Linked DNA regions of Mus musculus: region 1 is linked to region 2. Evidence: chromatin loops called from intact Hi-C (ENCODE). Cell type or tissue: left cerebral cortex. All regions are shown on one strand. Each heading gives the region's core, and the rest is flanking DNA. Links, peaks and the distances in the headings are about the cores only. Region 1 has its middle 32 kb from the start of Mtmr2. Region 2 has its middle 14 kb from the start of Jrkl.

The links. A loop is a pair of places that touch in the nucleus more often than their neighbours do. Peaks named below come from ENCODE experiments on the same cell type or tissue, not always from the same donor. Only the 100,000 strongest peaks of a DNase experiment are listed, where the experiment ranks them.
Region 1: it touches region 2 in a loop (6-fold over the local background); 39 of 42 quality-filtered maps call a loop at or near these places.

Annotation. Positions count from the first base shown.
Region 1 is chr9:13,715,319-13,718,235 of GRCm38, forward strand. No RefSeq gene overlaps it. Among named protein-coding and RNA genes, the nearest start is that of Mtmr2, 32 kb to the right of the region's middle. In left cerebral cortex, for the core only: a CTCF peak has its summit at 1,214 (motif pointing left); a DNase peak (open chromatin) is centred at 1,206.
Region 2 is chr9:13,230,086-13,233,002 of GRCm38, forward strand. No RefSeq gene overlaps it. Among named protein-coding and RNA genes, the nearest start is that of Jrkl, 14 kb to the right of the region's middle. In left cerebral cortex, for the core only: a CTCF peak has its summit at 1,642 (motif pointing right); a DNase peak (open chromatin) is centred at 1,686.

The DNA.
Region 1 (2,917 bases), core at 154-2,653, 490 kb after region 2:
AGAGAAAAAAGATTTGAAATTGGGAGAGAAGGTAGAAATGATTCTTGGAGGAATTATGGAGAAGGCTGAGTAGTAAATATGATAGAATATATTGTATGTATATATAAAATCTCAAAAGATAAAAATATACTTAAAATGTATATGTCCAAGAGCAATATCCCGTGTGAAAATAATTGTATGTGAAGTGTCCCCTGAAAGAGAAATAAGCACCAATCCTCTTAGAAGGCTCAAAAATTCCTACAAAGCTTTAAGGAAGACTAATATCACAGACCTTACAAAAATCCTAAAGTCCAGAGTGCAGACCCGAAACCTGGCACAAGGTATCCTGATGGAAAGGCTACCCAGAGACTGCTCCACCTGGGGATCCATTCCATATACAGTTACCAAACCCGACACTATTGTGTATGCCAACAAGTGCTTGCTGACAGGAGCCTGATATAGCTGTCTCCTGACAGGCTCTGCCAGAGCCTGACAAATACAGAGGTGGATGCTTACAGCCAAACATTGGACTAAGCACAGGGTCTCCAACAGAAGAGTTAGAGAAAGGACTGAAGGAGTTTGTAGTCCCATAGGAGGAACAACAATATCAATCAACCAGACCCCCCAACCCCCAGAGCTCCCAGGGACTAAACCACCAACCAAAGAGTACACATGGAGTGACCCATGGCTCCAGCCGCATATGTAGCAGAGGATGGCCTTGTCAGACATCAATGGGAGAAGAGGCCCTTGGTCCTGTGAAGGCTGGATGTCCCAGTGTAGGGGAATGCCAGAATGGGGAAGAGGGAGTGGGGGAGTGCGTTGGTGGGAGAACACCCTCATAGAAGCAGGGGGAGGGGGGTTTCAATAGGTGGTTTTTGGAGGGGAAACCAGGAAAGGGAATATCATTTGAAATGCAAATAAAGAAAATATCTAATAAAAAAATTAAAGTGGAAGGAAGGAAGGAAGGAAGGAAGGAAGAAAGGAAGGAAGGAAGGAAGGAAGAAGAATGGAGCTAGGTAAGCCTACAACCCTGCCTCCATCCCAATGCCTAGGCTCCTCCCAGCCTCGAAGCAGGCCTGGGACACACCTGGCCTTCCTTCACAACCATGCGAGCAAGCTCCTGCAGCTGAACTCTAACGCAACTCCAAGTCAGACTTGTGGCTGCTTCCACCACCTTTTCTCCTAAGTTCGGCTCCAGAACCTTGATCAAGAGTATATCGCCACCTGCTGGGGAGAAGCACTCAGCAACGCAGATTTTAGCAGGAGCACAAACTGAAGACTTTTTAATGTAGATCAGGGCTCACAGATAGAGGACATAGACTGTTGGCCATATTAGGTAGTGAGGTCTGCATCCTCCTCAAGGGACTGCAGCCTCCAGTAACTCTGAGTCTCAGGTACTTCCAGCTTAGTGTCTTCCTTTGTGGCCAAAGGACTGTCTCCAGCATTTATCTACCAACCTAAGGAAGTAGCTCCTATGGCCATCAGTACAACCAAGCTATCTAATAGTCACTGTAAAAAGACCAGCCCCAAGCTCTCAGGGTAGGTGTAATTATGGCTCTCTATAAACCAAACTATCATGATCTAGGCCCAGCAGGATCAGCATGGTGCTAGATTTGGCCCAAGGCCACATCATTCTGAATGACCTATCGTTGCAGGGGACACATAGCCCAAGACAGTGCAGCTAGAGACAGCTAATAAGCTAGCAGGAATAAGGGTCAGGAGAAGTTGCTATGTGATAGCTCAGTGGTAGAGTGCCGGTCTAGCATTGGCCTGATGGTTTGGATCCAGTATGAAGAAGGGAAAGGAAGAGGAGGAATCACAGAAACAAAAACTGTGGGGAAACTCTGGTAATTAGGGTCAAAGTCTACCATTGATCGGAAAGCCTTCAGGGGCACAGCACGTAATAGAGTACTCCCCTCATTACTGGGACTTCTCCTTCTCTGACCCTGGCTGGTGAGTTGGAAGCCCCCACATGAGGAATGTCACTTAGCCTCAATTAGATTATAGGATCAATTTCCTTTGTACTGATAAGAACCTGTTCAGCCAACACCAGAAATTCCTGAGCTGCTTCCCCATGCTAATGAGGTTCTCCAGGTACCCTAAGACCCCAGCCAACGACCCTTTGCCATCCTGGATGTTCCTATCCTCAGTCCCCCTCGCCCATTTTCTCTTTTTTTAATTGGATATTTTCTTTATTTATATTTCAAATGTTATCCCCTTTCTTGGTCTCCCATTCCCCACCCCAGTGCTTCTATGAGGGTGTTCCCCCACCCACTCACTCCTGCCAACCCACCCTGGCATTCACCTACACTGGGTATCCAGCCTTCACAAGACCAAGGGCTTCTCCTCCCATTGATGTCTGACAAAGCTATCTGTTGTATATGCGGCTGGAGCCATGGGTTGCTCCATGTGCACTCTTTGGTTGGTTCTTTAGTCCCTGGGAACTCTGGAGGGTCTGGTTGATTGATATTGTTGTTTTTCCTATGGAGTTGCAAACACCTTCAGCTCCTTCAGTCCTTTGGTTGTCTGTGAGCATTCACCTCTGTACTTGTCGGGCTCTGCCAGAGCCTCTCAGGAGACAGCTATATCAGGCTTTTTGTCAGCAAGGACTCCTTGGCATCCACAATAGTGTCTGGGTATGGTGACTGTATTTGGGATGGATACCCAGGCAGGGCAGTCTCTGGGTGGCTTTTGCTTCAAGCTCTACTCCACACTGTCTCCATATTTCTTCCTGTGAGTAATTTGTTCCGCCTTCTAAGAAGGAACGAAGCATCCACACATTGGTCTTCCTTCTTCTTGTGGTTTGTGAATTGTATCTTGGGTATTCTGAGCTTTTGGGTTAATATCCACTTCTCAATGAGTCTATACCATGTGTGTTCTTTTGTGACTGAGTTACCTATCTCAGGATGATATTTTCTACTTTCATCCACTTTCATAA
Region 2 (2,917 bases), core at 244-2,743:
ACAGAGTAATATCTGGCTGTATCTCTGTATTTGTTACCATAGCAGAGTGTCATTAAGAGTCACTTTATCATGAGCTTTGGTTGTTGTTTGGTTTTATGACAGTAGGATTTAGTTTTACCCTAGGTCTCTGGGCTATCTAGTGTCTGGTTTTTGGTCACCCATGCAGTGTCAGGTATAAAATCCATCACATGGAGTGGGTCTTGAATCAAATCAGATATTGGTTGGTTATTCCTAGAAGTTTTGTGTCACTATTGCCCCAGCATATTTTTCAGAAAGGATAGATTGTAGACCAAGTATTTTATGGCTAGGTTGGTATTTGTGTTTTATCTTTTGGTAGCCTGCAGAATTGGGTAGGTACTCCTTATTAGAAAATAGGAACTATATTTTCATGTTTAAAGGGGGAAAAGGCTGCCTGTCTTTGAAGAAAGTTATGAAACCTAAGTAGGTGAAGTACTGGAAATATAACTGCAGGTGTTGGAGTTTTTCAGTATCTGTGCCCACAGTTTATGGCAAGTTTCCCAATGAAGTGGAACCTCCTGGTTTTATGACCTGTTTCTAGAAAAAAACTCAGCATTGCCAGTTTAACAAAACAAAGGAAGCAGAAAAAATACATCGAACAGAGACTCCCCTGGTGTTGACTTTCTTCCAGGGGTCAGGGCAGGGGTCACGAGACTGGAAACGGGGCAGCATTGGAATGCCAGAGCACCATTGTTCCTCTGACTGGAGTCATGTAGCCTTAACTGGCTACTGTAATCTGCTCTTTGCTGTGGGGTTTCTGGACAGTCTTCTCTTTCTGCTGCTCCTCTTCATTGTTTACGTTTCCTGCAGGTGTGAGCTACATGTTGAATACATCCCTCCAGACCACTATCCTTACTTTGTTCGATCCTCCCCACTGTCCCTTTCTCCCTCCAGATGGTTCCACTGAACATCTATGCATAAATTAAGTATATGCATGTATTAAATGCATACACTATGTCAAAGTCACCCAAACAGCACCTTATTTTTAGTATAACTTCTGTATGTACACATACACCTCAACCTTGAGTTTAGTCACTTGGTGCCTAGGGGCTGGGGATGCTTGTTTTACTTACTTGGTGACAAAGCTCGGGCAGCTCACAAAGCAAAGCTTCATATGGTAAAGAAACAAACCAATGGCTTAAAATCATAAGAAATATGGAACAAAGAGCACATTTGCATTCTTAAGAAATTGTCCTTTAGAGCTCTTATACCCCACCTAGACAGTCAGAAAAAGCTCAGAGTGACAGGGTTGCCAACGTTAGCAATGGTTAGATGGTAACTCATGTCTATGCTTTTAATTGTATGGAAAAGTGCAAAGAGTGACAGAGAGGGTCTAATTTACAGAATGAGCCTTGGACTTCAAATATACATTTGAGGAAAAGCAAGTGCAAATATCATTCATCTTTGAGTCCTCTACTAAGCTAAATATCACACGGGCTCCTTTCTAATGGAACTCCCGTGCAAGAACTTCAACACAAATTTTACATGCAATGTGTTAAGAAACTGCAAGTTTAATTTGCTGAGTTACTGCATGCTTTTGTTCCCACAATCATTGTATTTTTACATTTAAATACAGCTCATTATTTTTTTTTTACGGCAGGCAATGTTCTAATCAACCACAAGATGGCAATCACAGTCCATTTACCATGCTTGGGAGCAGCTGCGTGGCTCTGGGTGGCTCAAAACCTCCAGAATTGTTATCTGGATTTTCTTTGTCAAAAATTAAGACTTCAAGATCACCCATGCTTCCAAATGAAGTTCAACTCAAAACTGTCAATAAGACAAAATTTCAACAAGAAACAGCAACAAAGATATCCATTTTTAAGCTTCTGTGATTTTCTGCAAGGTATGCACACTTGTCTTTTTTAGTGGGGGAAGGGACATTCAGGTATGTAATTGCAGGTCTTCTGTATGGGGATTCTGAGAGTCTCAACATCTGTCACTCCTACAAAGCTGTGTTTCCTTCACAAATACAGCCTAAGGAGTCGGAGGGTCCACTTATGCGTTCTAATTAACACTTCAATATCTCTATCCCTTCTGTTCTTTCTTTTTTTTTTTTTTCTTGTGCTACTTTTCCATACTGAAAAAAAAAAAAAAAACCCTAAAGAATATCACCTTTCACAGAAGATGTAAATTGCCTATAAAGACTTACTACTGCCTTCTTCAAGCATGTGATGTTCATTTTGGAATTCAGCACTCAAGGAGGTCTTACAAACATTAGAAATGACTGCTAAAATACAAAGAAAAAAATCCCATTTATTTTTCAACCGTTTCCTCCAGGGAGCTATGTTAAACTCCACAGGCTGTGTGCAAGCCACTATTTATTTAGTTCTTGATAGTGCATTGTTCTCCAGAAGTCATTGAGTTTTCTCATCCTCAGGCATCCCCAAAGAGGGCAAGGAGCTGGCGAAGCTTAGGTGTCAGTGGGGGAGAGGACTCACTGTCGTCTGCAGTTCTACCCCACTGCATAAGATACATGTTCTTATTGTTTCCATACATGGTCTGACTAGTTCCAGGTTTGTACTTTACTGACTATATCTTCCTATCGAAAGGGGGCTAGGATTTTGTCCTAGGGTTTCATTGCTGTGAAGAGACAATATGACCATAGTCAGTTTTATAACTGGGGCTGGCTTACAGCTTCAGAGATTCAGCCCATATCATCATGGTTGGAAGACTGCCATCTTCTTTCTATAAACTCATTTGATGTTATCAGAAATCTTCCTATATTCTCCCTTAAGGGACTTGCTTTTCTGACCCCACCTTTGGTTCTTTAGCACTTATCAAATTTATATACCAACCATGGTCTCACAGTACTGAGATGCTGATCTGTCTGCTGCTGGTGTCTTCAAAGTCAACTAAAGCCTACATGTTCATGCTGCATTTAGCAGGGACAGTTGTT